Regions from separate parts of the Mus musculus genome. Here region 1 is linked to region 2. The links are chromatin loops, found by intact Hi-C in ENCODE. Cell type or tissue: left cerebral cortex. All regions are shown on one strand.

Region 1 (8,000 bases), 220 kb before region 2:
AGGGGATAAAAGACAAATATCACCAATCATTTTGGATGATAATGAGGTGAGCATATAGGTGACAATGGGTGTGATAGGACCTCATCCTTTGCCTGTCTGGTCCCATTTTGCCATAACTCAAACTAGAGGAAGGGATTCATAAAGTAAGAGAAAAGAATTGGTCCAGGCCAGAGTGGGCTGGAGATGAACAGCTGCCCTAGCCAAGGCTCATTAAGGAACACAGGCTACCTGCTTTTACATGTGCAGTTAATTGGCCACACGCGCGACAGGACTTGAGAGCACGCTCAAGGAAAAGTGTACAAGAAGCACGAGATTATCGTTCTACAAATTGAATAATTAAGGGTTGACTCAATGCCAAGTACAGGAGTCGGGGCAGCATGAGTGGGTAGAACTCGCTACAGTTAATTCCTGGAGGTGGTAGGAAAGACAGAAGCCTTGCAGGGAATGTGCCACATGGAGGCAAAGTGGCAGCGCCAGCCATTGGCGTGAAGGGTCAAATAATAGTGGCCTTGGCTTGCGAGAGGAGTGTGCTGTGAGCTGTTGGGTATAGGCCTGTAGAGACTCACTCTTCCTGAGCTCTGCGCTCTTTACTTTGGCAGAGAACATGATCCGGTACACAGGCAGCCCTGACAGCCTCCGTTCCCGGACACCCATGATCACCCCTGACCTGGAAAGCGGGGTCAAGCTTTGGCATCTGGTGAAGAACCATGAACATGGAGACCAGAAGGAGGGGGACCGGGGGAGCAAGATGGTGTCTGAGATCTATCTGACACGACTATTGGCCACAAAGGTATGTGACAGGAGAGAGGTTGCAGGGAACGTGTGGGCACAGGAAAGGCCTTCATCTGCTGTGTGAATACTGGAGCTGAAGGCTGAGGAGATGGCTCAGTTTGGTAAAGAGCTTCCGATGAAAGTGTGAGAACCCAAGTTGGATAGCCTCAAGTCCTCATTGAAAAGATCATGAGCAGTGAACAGTGCCTTGCTTGCGTTGGAGAGACAGAGAAGGGAGACTGCCTGGCGTTTGCTGGCCAGCCAGTTTAGCCAAATATCAAGCTCCGGGTTCTATAAAAATCCTGTCTCAAAAAACTGTGGAGAGAGATGGAGGAAGACACTGGAGGTTGCCCTCCGGTTTCTGCATGTGCACACACGTGCACATACACGTACATCCATACATTCCTACACACCAAACAGACACAGAACTGCTAGACAGGGGTTAAGTGTGCACCAGGCCCTTTTGTTGACCTCCCACACCAGGCACTGTCTGTCGTGATCCCAGGGGAGCCTCAGGAGTGAGCTGCAGGATCCCAGTCAACCTGTCAGTCCGGGGATATCCCAGCAGACCTGAGTTAGCACACAATCTCAAGTTCTCTTCCCACCTTCCTCAGCACCCTGTCTCAGCTACAGACACCCCCACGTCTCTCCCCACTCCCCACCTTTCCTTAGGGAAGAACCACTTTTTCTCAGGGGTGCCATCATTAAGGCTGGAACCTGGGGCTATGTCTGTAGCTTTGGCAATGCTATTTCTAATCCTGATACTGGGGCTAATCCATGCCTGTGGTCTAGCCTTTCCCTTCAAGTCTGGGTTCTCTTCTTTCTCTGTGGAGCCCAGATCGTCATTAGCCAGGGTGGTTAGTGGCCAAACAGAACCAGCAGATTGTATTTGTCAGCTCTGACCAAGGCATGCTCATTAACATTTTAGGAACATGATATAATAGCACTGGCAGAGATATGAAACCAAACCCTATGGCTGGCCCTTGGGAAGGTAGTTTTGGCCCTTGTCCTGTGTCTTCTGTCTATGGTCTGTGCACAGAGGAAAGGTAGACCTGCCAAGGAATCGTGAAAGGGGAGAGTTGATGCACAGTGTCCCCGCACTCCCCAATGTCATGTTCATCAGAGATGCAGAGCACTGACCTCGATTGGCCTGTCCCTGAGATAGCTTTTCAACCCACCCTCCCACCCCCAGCTTAGATCTGCCTAGGCTGGGCTGCATCTGAATGTCTCCTTCTCCAGGGCACACTGCAGAAGTTTGTGGATGACCTATTCGAGACCATCTTCAGTACGGCCCACCGTGGCTCCGCTCTGCCGCTAGCCATCAAGTACATGTTTGACTTCCTCGATGAGCAGGCTGATAAGCACGGCATCCATGACCCGCACGTCCGCCACACCTGGAAGAGCAACTGGTAAGCAAAAGGGGCGGGGGGAGGGCACACATCTGCAGAGGCCAGTGACCTGCCCACCCAGGCCTGCTTCAGGGAGGCAGGCTTTCCAGAGGTGAGCTGGCTTCTGTCTACCTCCTAGCAGAGTCTCTACTCAACCCCAGGCTCTGACCTTCCCCATTGTCTCAATTCCCTCTCCTCTAATCTTTGTATCTTTCTTTCCAGCCAGTTATTCAGTCGACAAACTATGCTAATTCAATGAGCAAAAGCTCATAAATACCACCACAGCCAGGCACTGTGGCATCCAGCTCCTTCCTGGATATGGGGCAATATGTCCAATACTGAGGATCTTAAACTGCTTATGGTCCCTGCCCTGGGGGAAGCTGGTGGGTGAGGATGTGGGACAAGAGAGGCAGTTGTCTGTATACATGGACAAATACTAGCATGGAGAATGCATGTGTTGGATAGCATCAGTAGGGTTTTCAGGCGTAAGTGGAAGGCGTCTGGCTGAACAAAAAACATTTCAACCCCACCCAACAAGCTTATCTTTTCCTTCCCAAACTCCTTTCCCAAAACTGCCCAGAGCTACTTTGTGTTCCCTGGAGGACACAGGGTTTTCTAACTACTGACAACAATTCCAAGCATCTCTACGATGGGCCCCACTCTCCTTTGAATGCACAACATCCCCGCCACCATTTGTATGGAGTGAGTATTTCGTTTGAGGTTGAAGTCACAAGGCCAAACATCAGTATTCAAGACAGGATGCAGAACCTTGAGGAAATGGGGCTCAGTAAATATTGATGAGGCACGGGCAGCAGCGATGGCCTGCTTGAGCGTGCTACCTGCAGCAGAGCTAGCTGATGTTCATCCTCTAGACCGGAATCTCTGTGGCCTTTAGATGGCCCCTTTCTGGGCCACTCTTCCCCAGCTGTTTCTTCTGAAGCAGCATAGTGCCCAGTGTTGCAACTACTAGGATAGCAGTCTGCCAGGCTCTAAGGCACAAGCAGGCACCCTAATGCCAACCCCAGGGGCTCAGATTCAAAAACTAAGAAGGCAGAAGGCAGCTTGGGGTGTCAGTGCTATTCTCCTAGAAATTCTGTGTCCTTTCCCTCTTCTACTTCAGAGGATCACCAGCCCCCAAAGAGGCTTAGGCCATGAAGCAGAGTCCTTAGCCATCCTAAAGCAGGGCCCCTAGAACTTGGGTTCCATTCTATGTACCTACTCTGATGCAATAGATTCCTCCTCTCTAAATCCTGTTTGTGTGACTCTTGGGAGGTGTCTGAGGGGCAGCACCCACTTCCCCTCTGAGTCTACATCGCTCTGATGAGTCTTTACCTAGTGCTGGCCACCTTCATATGGGACAGATGCTCCACTGAGCCCTCCTACTGGTGTTAGCCAGGGAGACATGACTTTGCAAACCATCACCCTCAGTCACTGCCTCCTTTCTGAGTCATCCCCAGGTTGCAGATGCTGCCTAGAGACATGGACTAGGAACTGGAAAGCCCAGGAAGTAAGCACGCTTCACTTACTGTAGGAAGAATGACACCAGCTTCAAGTCCTTCCTTAGAAAGGCATCATCACCTGTCCCTGCCCTGATCCCCTGGTACCATGGACCATAAACAGTTAAAAATAATCAGCTCTATCTGTTTAGAGTTCACCATCCCTGCTGAGGGCATTGTCTTTTCATTCTCACCTCAAGGTGCGACTTGCCTGCCCCTCCCACCCCTTCTTCCCCCGTTTCTCCACAGGTTCTCTGTTAAATAACACTCCTTCCCATTTAGCCGAGTGGCTGTAATCAGCCGGAGATGAGCATCACCACTGATGTTAATAACATGCTAATATTTCATTAGGCAGGAATTTCAGTGGTGCCTCTGCTTCCTGTGTGGTGCACCTGCCTCACTGCTGGCTGAAGGGACAGGGAAAAACAGTTACTGCCACCCTGTGGGTTCCCAGCACCTCTCATCTGGCTGGGACAAGGGGAAACCAAAGGAAACCAAGTGTCTTACTCAGAGCTCCAAGCCCAGAAACCATGACCACCTTTTAGGAAGGTTAGAAAGTTACTGTGAGCCCCTGTGCTGTGACTCCGTTTATTCCCTGCCCTGGCTTCCCAGTAAATTCCCTGCAAATGACAAACACCAAATATTAGCAAACCTCAGTGTACCTGCCCCAACCCTGTGGGGCACTTATTGTAGAGACTTAATAAATGCTTGTTGATTGATTGGCAGCCGCGGATGTCAGGTTTTCCTGTATTTATGGTGTTTGTTGTTTGTTTTATACAGATGGGCTGCTGGCAGATAGAACAAGAGCAAAAAATATTGTTATCTGGTGCCTTGAAATAATGTAATTCAAAGATGTTAAGTTCTAAGAGGCGAGCCAAACACACGCGGGCATTGTAACTATCACCAGCCGTGAGCACAGCCACCAACACAACAATAAAACATCAGGGGAAGAGGCAGGAGGCAAAGAGGTGGGAGCAGAGAGAAAGAAGAAAGCCGGGCCTTCACGGTCCCCCTCCTTAGCGGCAGCTCAGCAGGCTGTGGGAGCTGCAGAGCTGGGCGAGCAGAAAGAACACAGCCCCAAAAGGTGTGCTCTGGGCGCCCCCTCCACCTTCAGGCCTTCTGTCTAGTGCAGTGACTACAGAATCAGGCCATAGTTTGATTTTTCTCTTTGTCTCTCTATGTGTACCCCCCTAAGGAGTACAGCTATGCAGTGTTTTAAAATAAATCAGTCATGGACCTTGGGATGTTTGAGCCCTAGGTTTGATCCCCCAAACCATTATCAACTATGTGTTGTGGTACACACATGAACCCCAGTGCGTGGGAAGCCGAGGCAGAGGATCCTCAGCTGCAGCCTGGGCTACATGAAATCCTGTCTCAAAACAGGGGGAATAGGGAAGTGGGAGATGGTTCAGGTGGTAGAGTGCTTGCCACCCATGCATAGGACATGAGTTCAGTCCCCAGGACCTATAGAAGAAGCTGGTCATGGTGGTGTACACTGGTGAGGTGGCACTAGAGAGACCGAGGCAAAAGGGTCTCCAAAGCTGTCTGGCCAGCCAGCTTAGTCCAACCAGTGAGCTCCAGGCCAGTGAAAGACCTTGTTTCAAAAGAACAATCTAAAAATTTTGGGGTAGATGGCTCCAGAGTAATGAAAGGAGAGGGTGACCCCAGCCTCCATATGTACACATAGGTATAGAATGACAGCAAGGAAGAGCAAACTCATCAAGTGTCCAATCAGAGAAGGCTCTGCAGGGGCTGTTCTCTGGGTAGATTTGTTACCTAGCTCAGTCCAGTGTTCTTTGCTCTCAATGGGAAGCGGTGTTTGTGTGCATTTGGCTGCTTTAGAATGCAGGGTTCCTGACCACAAAGGATGTGTCCCTACCCTTGTATTTCCTGTTGCTAACCAAGCTCACAGAAGACAGGAGGGAAGGAATGGGATGCTATGGGTTAGATAAGAGGTTGGTGCCACATGGCAGCCTGGTGGTTAAAGATCACTTGGTCATACCCACCCTTCATGACAGTTCCTTCACCAAGCAGGAAGTAGCCTGTAGCACTGGACAGGAAGCAAAGGGTGTGACTTCTGCCAAATCATACAGTAAGCTGTCAGATGCAAAATCTATACTCACCAATGGGATGGTCCCAGCAACAGGCAGATTGGAATACAGACCTAGATTCTGCTCTGTAGCATGTTCGTGACTGACTCCTACGCCAAAATGAAAGTACGGAGTCCCACATCACAACTGGGCAGCACATCCTCTCAGGTTTCCCCAGTGGTACATCTCTAGGTGAACCCCATCTCACTCCAATCTTGCTGATTTCCTGTATGCTGAATAGGCCCACTCCCCTGCCCGTACACTTTACTTCCCACAGCAGTCACAGATGGTTTCTAAGCTCTGTGAAATGTGTCCATTGTTCTCTCTCAGAATTCTACACTAGGCTCTACCCCACTACCCAACCACTCCTGACGAAAGCTGCTTCTTTCCCTCTATACAGCCTGCCCCTACGGTTTTGGGTGAATATGATCAAGAACCCTCAGTTTGTGTTTGACATCCATAAGAACAGCATCACGGATGCCTGTCTCTCTGTGGTGGCCCAGACCTTCATGGACTCCTGCTCCACTTCGGAGCACCGACTGGGCAAGGATTCCCCCTCCAACAAGCTGCTCTATGCCAAGGACATCCCCAGCTACAAGAACTGGGTAGAGAGGTGAGTATGGCCCATGGAAACCTGAGGGTGTCTGTCTGGAACAGAAAGTCCTCCCCTGCAAGCAGGCTGCGGCTTCCACACTAGTCATTGTCACCACTGTTCCTGCATCTGCAACACCCACAACTCATAGCCTCCACACTGAAGCAAGCACTGGGAATCATAGCAGAGGTTACCAAGTGGCCTGTCTCCCTATATGGATCTTTGTGACTGTAGTATTCTTTAGGCCCAGAAGATGTGGTCCCTGATTCCCCTGCCTCATACATATATCTACTACATGTGCACACATGCCGATCATATGTAACATATACATAGATCATCTACACATGCATTCAGTGTTCCATGTGTGCACAGGTACCATGAACATACACTGTATATACATGAAACCACAATATATACATACACACATCTGCAGGTCATCCATGTCCATTCACATCTATACCATACACACAGTACACATGCATGCATGCATGCATGCATGCATGCATAACATACATCTTCCCATTGATCCACCTACCATTCCAGCCCCCATTCCACTTCTGTCTCTACACACCTTGTCACGGAGTTGGCGGTGACCCCCTGAATGCTCCCAAGCTTTACTGTCCCCATTGGATTTTGTGCTTAAGTTTGGGAAGAGAGCCTCTTGCTGTCCTCAGAACCATTGACTGCTGTACTGACCCTACTGAGAGAACCTGATTGTTTTCTCCTGAAGCTGGCATGTGATAGGCTGTCATTTCTACTGTTACTAGTAGCAGTGGACTCTACTTTATCTGGTTTGGCTTTTCTTTGTTATTTTGCTGTTATTGCTTTTTTAAAGACTATTTTTATGTTCATTTATACCATTATTCATTATGACATTTTCTACATGAAGATCATGCTCTGCTTATATGTACTGCATTACCCCCTGCCCCCTTCCCAACCCTACCCCCATTTCCTCCGATTTTGACCCTGTCCCTAGTAACATGAGTCTCCCTCATTTACCATGTGCAGACTTTGTCTGTAGGAGCTGAGCAGAGATGAGCCGTTGGTGGTCCACCAGGGACCACAGCAGGGTGTGCCGTGTACTGAATGCCATCTATGACATGCAGTTTAGCACAAAGAAGGTGATGCATTGTAAGCATTTAAATACACCTTCTAAAGAACCCACATGGGCTCTGTGCCATGTATCTACCAGTGGTCATCAAGATCTCTGGCTTTAGATATAGGTGAAAGTAAAGCTGGCCCTGGAAGCAGCTCCGAGGGGAGGCTGGGCAGCTGGTGTCTCATGCACACACCCACTAAGCTGACATGGATGCGTCTGTGTGCTCCACTCGGAGTGTATCAGGCACATGGGAAACAATGGCCCTGACCCCTTCTTGCAGTTCTCACATCTTAGTATCTACCAAGACCCACAAACTGGAGTTGGAGGGATCAAGGAGTAAGGCCTTCATTCCTGCAGGTCTGGGGGACATCACTCATCCATTTCCAGAGGCCTCTGAAAGCCACATTCAGGGAGGAGGGTCATCACAGCATGAGGATCAAAATGACATTCCTGTCTGTATTTCCATCCTCTTACCATAACACTCCACTGAAGATCCCTTCCAGCTTCTTTCAACCCATCCCACTCAGATTCATGAGCATGGAAGAATCCAGGACCTTTCCCTGA
Region 2 (8,000 bases):
ATTCTCCCTTATAAATATTGATAGCTGGAAGTTCTCCTTTATGGCTAACTTAAAGTGTTACTGCTGTAAGTAACTGCTTTTAGAGTCATAAAGAATAACAAGGGTCTCAGCAAATACAAGCAAGGCTTGTACAGTCTTGGAATACCGTTCCCCCAGGGGCAGGGCCAAGTACTTCGCAGTTGAGGCATTTCCAGGAAGCCTGATTGCTTTCTGGTGGCATGGTCCCAGTGGATGAAGGGCTGTGCTAAGCTCAGTCAGCCTCCTTCACAAATGACCACATTTGATGGGAGCTTCCTCCACCCCTACCCCGCAAACAATGCAGGCAGTGGGGTAACTTAGTGCAGATTGTATAAAACCTACGGAAGACCCCATCTTACTGCAACCAGGAACTTTACAGCAGAGCAGTGCTCTGGGAAATCTGGATGGCTAAGCCTCCTATCTCTTCCAGTCTTTGGTAACTTCCCTGTATTGCTCATGATGGTCAAAACCTATTCTGCCTGCCTGCATGCCTGTCCATCATCCTCCACCTTATTTTTTGAAACAGGGTCTTTCACTGACCCTGGAGCTCACTGATTCGGCTACCTGGGGGGCTGGGGGGGGGGAAGGCTCGCAGATAAACACCAGGGATCCTCCTGCTGGCTCCCCACACTCCAGTGGGGGAGTTGCAGACACATGTTGCCCTGCCTAGCTTCTATACCTGGGGAATGGGGAGGGCTTTGAAATCCAAACTCAGGTCCCCAGCTTACACAACAAGCATTTTACCACTGAGCCAACTCCCCGGCCCCAAATCCGTGGTGTTTTATGGATGCTATCCTCCATAGTCATTTATTAAAATATTTCAAAGCATTTTCATAGAGTGCGTGGGTACTGTGTAAACATCAATAACAATTCTCTCACTTCAGGCCTGCCAGAGCCAGCAGCCTGCCATCAGTCACTTGTGGGGTACCTGGAAGGATTACACGGGTATACTCAGCTCCTCTGACTCTCAGGGAGGCTTTGGGCCAAGTCCCTTCCATAGAGCAGCTGTGGTACCATTGGTCATCTGCCTCCCATCTGGTGGTGCCCCAGCAGGAAAGTTGCTGGGTGGCAAGGAGAGCTCATAAACCATCAGGGAAGAGCGGTGACAGTGGTGGGCTGTCTCCGCAAAGACCCATGGGCCTCCACTCCACCTGGCTTACCTCGAACCCAAGTCCCCTGGAACTGTGGGCAGGAGCTGGAGAAGCCCTGACACCCATTCCTAGTCGAAGACCAAGACAGCTAGGAGAAGAGTTTTTCCAGATGTTGGCTCTTGGCTACTGCACACTTAGGTCTGGTTTGGGGGTTGGAGGCAAAGGTCTTCAGTGGTAGGGCAGAAACTCTTCGGTCCCTGTTGTCTCTAGGAAAGATTGGAGGGATGGCTCTCAGTTTTGACCACAGGCCATGAGTGAACCCAGGTCACAGGAAAGAACCATGAGAACCAGTCTCAAGGCTCAGAGTTTGACCCTGAGGCCAACCAGGTTCTGCTGCCCAGCCAGAAATGGCATCAACCCTTCTGTGAATCCTCTCCTCTCTTCTGATCTCTGCAGCTGATCTGGTCACGGGGACTTGGTGGAGTTCTACCTAACACCTGCCAAATCCACCTATTCAGGTGACTGTGCTCACATGGCGTCTCCTCTTCACTCTAGAAGCCTTTGTCTGAGGTACAGGAGGACAGAGGAAAGGACAGGAGGGGACAATAGGAGAGGCACAGCTCGTAGCTCCAGAGGCCCAGCACTGTGGTAGTGGGAAGAAGAAAGACAGGGGACAATGGCAGTCCCACAGAGGTGGTATGGAAACAGAAGGGCCTTGAAGAATGATACCCCAATCCTCAAACTAGCAGAACAAGAGTAGGTTGAGCACGTCCAGGAGGCTCTAGCTCCCAAAAGCCACCATGAGAAATATCAGGTCCCAAGGCCTCTTCATATAAGTGTGTCTGAGCCAGGAGTGATACAGTGGAAGAAAAGTCGCATTATCCAGTTCCAAGGATGCTCGTTCAGGATGGGAATGATCATGACCTTCCGTCCCTCCCTCATAATGCCTCAGCCTGGGTTCCCCCACCTCCCAGGCAAAATCCCCAGATCTCACCCACTGCCCTGTACTCCAGCTTGGTGTTCATGGTGAGCTCTCACAGGGACCTCCTTCCTGGGGGCCTGTCAGAGCAAGCTCGGTACACAATCAATGGAGTTTCTCGGCAGCAGCTGGCAAGTGCTTTCAATGAATTGGAAAATCTGGTTGATGTGTCCTAAAGTCTAGTGCTTACAAGAAGGCTTGGGTGTGGGAAGTACTTTTCAGTTAGGCCTGACTTTTCTGTCTCCCGCCATCCTCCTCTCTGTGCTCCAGAGGTTTTTTTTTTTTTTTTTTTTTTTTTTTTTTTTTTTAAAGTTAAAATGTGGCACATCTTTTATTAATATCTTGTAAGACATGCTTCCTCAAGTAAATGGTTCTTTGCCTTAGGGATCAATGTGATAGTTGGAGGGGTGCTTGAGTTTATGTGTGGGTCTGTTGAGGGAGTGGGGAGGAGAAGGATGCTGGGCCGGTGTTTACTGACGATGCTCACCTGTGCAAAGTGTGCTTGCATTTTATTACAAGTATATCTTGCATCACAGGTACACACGCATACAGCTGTGCCTCCTCTTGTGCCCTATTGAGACACCCAGTCTCTGGGTGTCTCAAATATCTATGGTCTGTCTACATGAACAGACAGGGGACCAGAGGGCTGCCAAAATGCCCCTAACTCACCAAGACCCCCTGCAGGTCGGGAAGTGTACTGGCTGGTTTGTGTGTCAACTTGACACAGCTGGAGTTATCACAGAGAAAGGAGCCTCCCTTGAGGAAATGTCTTCGTGAGATTCAGCTGTAAGGCATTTTCTCAATTAGTGATCAAGTGGGGCAGTCCCCTTGTGGGTGGGACCATCCCTGGGCTGGTAGTCTTGAGTTCTATAAGAGAGCAGGCTGAGCAAGCCAGGGGAAGCAAGCCAGTAAGGAATATCCCTCCATGGCCTCGGCATCAGCTCCTGCTTCCTGACCTGCTTGAGTTCCAGTCCTGACTTCCTTGGTGATGAACAGCAATGTGGAAGTGTAAGCTGAATAAATCCTTTCCTCCCCAACTTGCTTCTTGGTCATGATGTTTGTGCAGGAATAGAAACCCTGACTAAGACAGGGAGGTACATGTTTCTAAGGGTTCCCCTTATCTTCCTTTTCTCTCTTCCCTCTCTGGTATCTTCCAGAAATAGTCCCCTTCCTCCTGCTTCTCCACAGAGTCAGATAGAGAAGTATGCTTGACAAGAATTCAGAGCTGCAGTCCTTAAAGCAGAAAGGCCTAGAAACCAATGCCAGCCACCCATTCTGTGGATGGGCATACTGAGGCTCAAAGACACAAAGGATTTTTTCTCCTATGTGCCCAGAGAGGTCCTTGCAGAGCCAAGACCACAGCTTGGTTTCCCCCATCCTATCACACCACCTTGTCTTCAGTGCAGGAAACCTTCCTCCCACTCAGGTCAGAGCTGCGGTGTAGTGTTGCTGATGAGCATGGCTGTTCAAGGAGATGGTCGCAGCATCTGCAGGTGATGCTCACACTAACTGTCTCAAGGACATGGTGACCAGGTAGCCTTCCTCCTCAAGGAGCAGAAAGAAGGCAGCAGCAGGGATTGGAATGGGACGGTCTGCCTGTCAGTCAACCTAGTCCCCTGAGTCCCCCAGACATGGCTCTGGCATGCCAGAGGGCTGAGGCCAGTATGCTCTACGAAAGAACTGAGAGAAAGGTACAAACCCAGGCTTGAGCCCTGGAAGGGACTTTAGAGATGATCAATTTTTAAATAATCTCCGCTTCATATTCAGAAACTTGACACACAAGGGCTTGGTGACCTGCCCAAAGAAACATGGAGAGATCGCCAAGTTTATAAACCCTGCCCCTCCACCCCACTCCCACCCTATTAGGAATTGATGCTTCTCTGCTCCTCTGGGAACAGTCTGACCTGTGCTCAGATGAAATGCTAATCCTGAGCGACTCACCGATGTGGTCAGTACGCTCTGAAGCCCCGCCCCCTCTTCTCCGTTTTCTTCCCCAAGCCACTCTGCTTCCTTAAAGGCAGAACAGATGAGGAAGGCACACACACAGATGTGCCAGGATCTGCAGCTGGCAGGCTCGGAAGCCCTCTCTCTTAAGCATTGCTCCACCCTAGCCTGCACCAGTAGCAAAGAAGTAAAGACCTCGCGGATGAATGAGAACGGGGCGGTGGGAAACCCAATTCGTTCTCCAAGGACACGAGCGCCCTCTGCTGTTCGCATGATGAATTACGGATTCGGACTAAACCGCATGAACGCAGCAGCTAAGTCTCACCAAATCAAGAGGGTTGCAGCCACCACCACCACCACCACCACCACCACCACCACCACCACCACCAACAACAACAACAACAACAACAACAACAACAACAACAACAACAACAACAACAACAACAACAACACATAACTAAAGAAAAGACCAATAAAAGTGAGACCCAAAGTGGAATCTGGGAGGAGAAAAGCTGCCTGAGTTCTTCTATGTGGACCTTCGAGCAAAGTTCAAGGTCCTGCCCATTCCCCATTTACCCGCTTTGTGCTCCCCAGGTATTTTCTAGTTTGATTTCAAAGCAAGCTGTGTAGTGATTTGGGGGTAGGGGGAGCCTACTTACTCCACAACCTCTTGAGTTCTGAGAGTTTATAAATATTCACCTTGGCAACTTTGAGCACAGATCAAAGCTACAGTAGATAGGATGAAGGACTAGAACGCTGGGATACAGCTCCATGGCTGTCACTTCCTACTCGTGTTGGACCTTTCTGTGCCTCGCTCTCCTCATCTGTAGAATGGGTCTTCTGAGTCCTAGGGAATTCCCTTAGGTAACAGATGGTGCAGTTTTGGCAAGCCAGGGTGGAGAGATCCGATTCAGGCCCCCGACCCTTATCAGTTTTCTTCCCTGTTTTGTGAGCAGTAGTGAGGTAAAGGGGTTACAGAGATAGGACACTGTCTTGCTCCATTTCTCCACATGGGTGACCACAGAGCAAGGCCTCTGGTAATTCTATTGCAGCCTTGGCGATTTACTGAGCTCCTATTAGTAGGCAAGGCCTGCTGTGTAAATTCTGCGGGCTCCTGAGGACTGGTGCTCAGGAAGACAGGAGGGCACAGAGTAGAGATCCCAGAACAGCATAGGAGCCTTGAGATTGGAGCCTGGGAGGCCAAGGACAGGCCAGCTTCCTCTGAGTCTAGCATTTCCCGAGGCCAGCCCTGAAATGACTTTCCTTGTCTAAAAGGTCAAGGTCATGGGCTTGGGGGTGTAGTGCTGTAAGGCAGAGCGCTACCATGTGTGTCTCCCGACAGCTGCTCTGTCTCCTGGTCTCAGTGACAACACAGCCGTTAAGGAGACCTCGCCCGTGATCGGTGTGGAGGATGCGCGTACATTATCATATGATCATGGCATTCGTCAGCGATCCCTTTCCTATTTTCTGCATGAGGCTCCCTTATTTGAATGTGTTTCCTCAACAGAAATGAGAACTCTTCTTTGTCCCTTCTTCGGTCCCAGAGCTGTGGTGGGGCGGGGATATCCCAGGTGCATCTGCGAGGAAGCTTCCAGAGGGACCCAGAATGCTATTACTGAAGGCTAAATGTTCCGTGGCTAAAAGCTGCTGTAGCAATCTTGGCATCCACTCTGTTTGAATGGGTACATTACTGTAATGTCCCATTGCTGCCGTCAGCACGCAGAGGGCTGGGCTATTTGTAACCGCTGAGACGCCTGAGCAGCAACATAAAGATCAAATGGTAGAGACTTCCTCTGCCTCAGCTGAGACAACCAGGCTCAGGGCTTTGAATTTGGCCGGCCACCTACCTCAGAAGCTGTGGCCCAGGGCTTCTGGTGTGTGGGAGCGCTACGGGGAGAGGAGGGTGGTAAGACAGGGTGGGCTAGAGAGAGAAAATAAGGGGAGAGGGCAGAGGCAAGGTGTGGACCCAGGAGCGAAGACTTCGGCATAACTCCACCCCCACGCTCCTGAACCCTGTCCTGAAGCCACCATCTGCCCCCTATCCAGCCCCCTCTGCCCCTCAGATCAGGTCGATGACTTCAAGGTGTTCAGGAGAGCAGCTGCAGGTTTCTACCCCTGCTATCACACACAGAAGAAGATGCAAAACCAGTCGCTCCCCCAAGGTCCAATGTGGGTGCAGGGAGGGCTGGGGGACTTTTAGTGTTCTGGATGGAATTTAGAAGGTGAGAGGAGATGAAAATACGGTAGGAGGGATCAATATGTCAAGATCATGTTACCACGCACTCAAGGCTACTTCTGCCTTATGTGGCGTTAAACCTCCCCGCCCCACACACCACCACCACCACCACCACCCCACCCCGCCAAGTCGTTATGTGGTCTGGTTGTTCCTGTCCGTGGGTCCCCATCCACACCCTGGGAGTTCATATGAGCTTTGATCATGTTGATTTAAAGGGGCTTGTTTTCTTGGCCTCCTCTGTCCCCTCTGGCTCTTACCCCCTCTCTGCTTCCTCTTCCTCGGGGTTCCCTGGGGGGGGGGACTTGATGGAGACACCCCATGTAGGGATGAGTGCCTCTGATCTTCTCTATACACTGCCAGCTGACACCCTTATGGCTGTGTGGTGGTGTGTGATACCTCCCCTCCCCCGTTTACACACAGTCTCCTCTAGCCAGGCTGTGCCTTTCAGCCTAGGTGTGCTGGTGGCCACTTCACTTCTGTCCCTCCCGTGTCCTATCACATCACCAGGATTCTTCCCAACCCATACTCATCGAATTTACTTATTTGTGTGTGTGCACACACACATACACACACTTTTGTGCATGCACAAGTCCATGCACAACTGTACCCTGGTGCTTGTGTGGAGGCCAGAGAACAACTTAGAAAAATCATTTCTCTCTTTTGACCCATATGGGTCTGGTATTCAAACTCGGGCAGTCAGGCTTGGCAGCATCACCTGCTGAGCCACTTCACCAGTCCCTCATTCTTATATAATTATGGCAATTTATATACAGTGTAATGGTAATTACCTTAGCCAAGCCACTCTTGTGCAATATGGCAGCACTAAGTACAACTCTGGTGGTACACAAGCGCCATCACTATCTATACCCAAAGATTTCCGTCATCTATAACACAGCTAAACACTGCAAACTGTCAGTCCCCATTCCCTCTTCTGCGCTCCCCCATCATCCAAACTCTGCATCCTCCCTCTGTGGGTTTGACTTCCCTAGGACCCTCACCTGGGTAAACTCCGAGTCAATTCACCATCTCATGCCTGACTCATTTCACCTAGTGCAATGCTTCCAAGATCCATCCATGTTGTACCACATATCACTTTGCCGTACCAAATTTTCACTGATAGTCACATAGCCAATTAAGATCCCACTGTAAACCACACTTCTCCATTCATGCACCAGTGAGCGCCTAGATGATTCCAGGCTTCTAGCTATGGTGAATAATGAATGCTGCCGTAGACACAGGTGTAGGAGAAATTCCGTTCGAGTCTCTGCTTTCAGGTTTTCTGACTGTAAACTTAGGAATGGAAGCACTGGGCAGGTGCTATCTCCGCGTGTGTTTCTGAGGAGCTGCCAAAGTGTTTCCCAATGACGTCACACCATTTACACTGTCACCAGCCATGTGGGGCTCCAGTTTCCTCACGTCGGGACCAACACTTGCTAATTTCCTTTTATTTTTATTATTATAATTATGATGATGATGATTATGGTTATTCTTATAGATATGAATTTGATGATATAGGAGGAAGAGCTTGCAGGCTCCGCCTCTCTGTGATGATCTTGGAGGAGGAGCTTGCAGTCCCCGCCTTGGAGAAGGAGCTTGCAGTCCCCGCCAAGGAGCTTGCAGTCCCCCCCTCTCTGGAAATTTCATTCTAAGCTTGACTCCTCTCGACACAGAGGGCCCTTATTTGGATTGTCCTGACTTTTCAGCCCATTGAGTATAACCTATGTACTTTGAA

What was found. Peaks named below come from ENCODE experiments on the same cell type or tissue, not always from the same donor. Only the 100,000 strongest peaks of a DNase experiment are listed, where the experiment ranks them.
Region 1: a loop joins it to region 2, with 2.7 times the contacts of the local background. A loop is called at or near these places in 4 of 42 quality-filtered maps.

Annotation. Positions count from the first base shown.
Region 1 is chr6:32,156,190-32,164,189 of GRCm38, reverse strand. It overlaps Plxna4 (plexin A4), which reads left to right. Exons shown (of 32, transcript NM_175750.3): 28 at 600-790; 29 at 2,011-2,180; 30 at 6,146-6,358. Among named protein-coding and RNA genes, the nearest start is that of Gm13850, 48 kb to the right of the region's middle. In left cerebral cortex, no CTCF peak of the experiment used is centred here; DNase peaks (open chromatin) are centred at 3,531 and 4,720.
Region 2 is chr6:31,934,640-31,942,639 of GRCm38, reverse strand. No RefSeq gene overlaps it. Among named protein-coding and RNA genes, the nearest start is that of Gm31894, 79 kb to the left of the region's middle. In left cerebral cortex, a CTCF peak has its summit at 4,262 (motif pointing left); DNase peaks (open chromatin) are centred at 4,261, 5,225, 5,509 and 5,680; H3K4me3 peaks cover 1,044 bases; H3K27ac peaks cover 232 bases.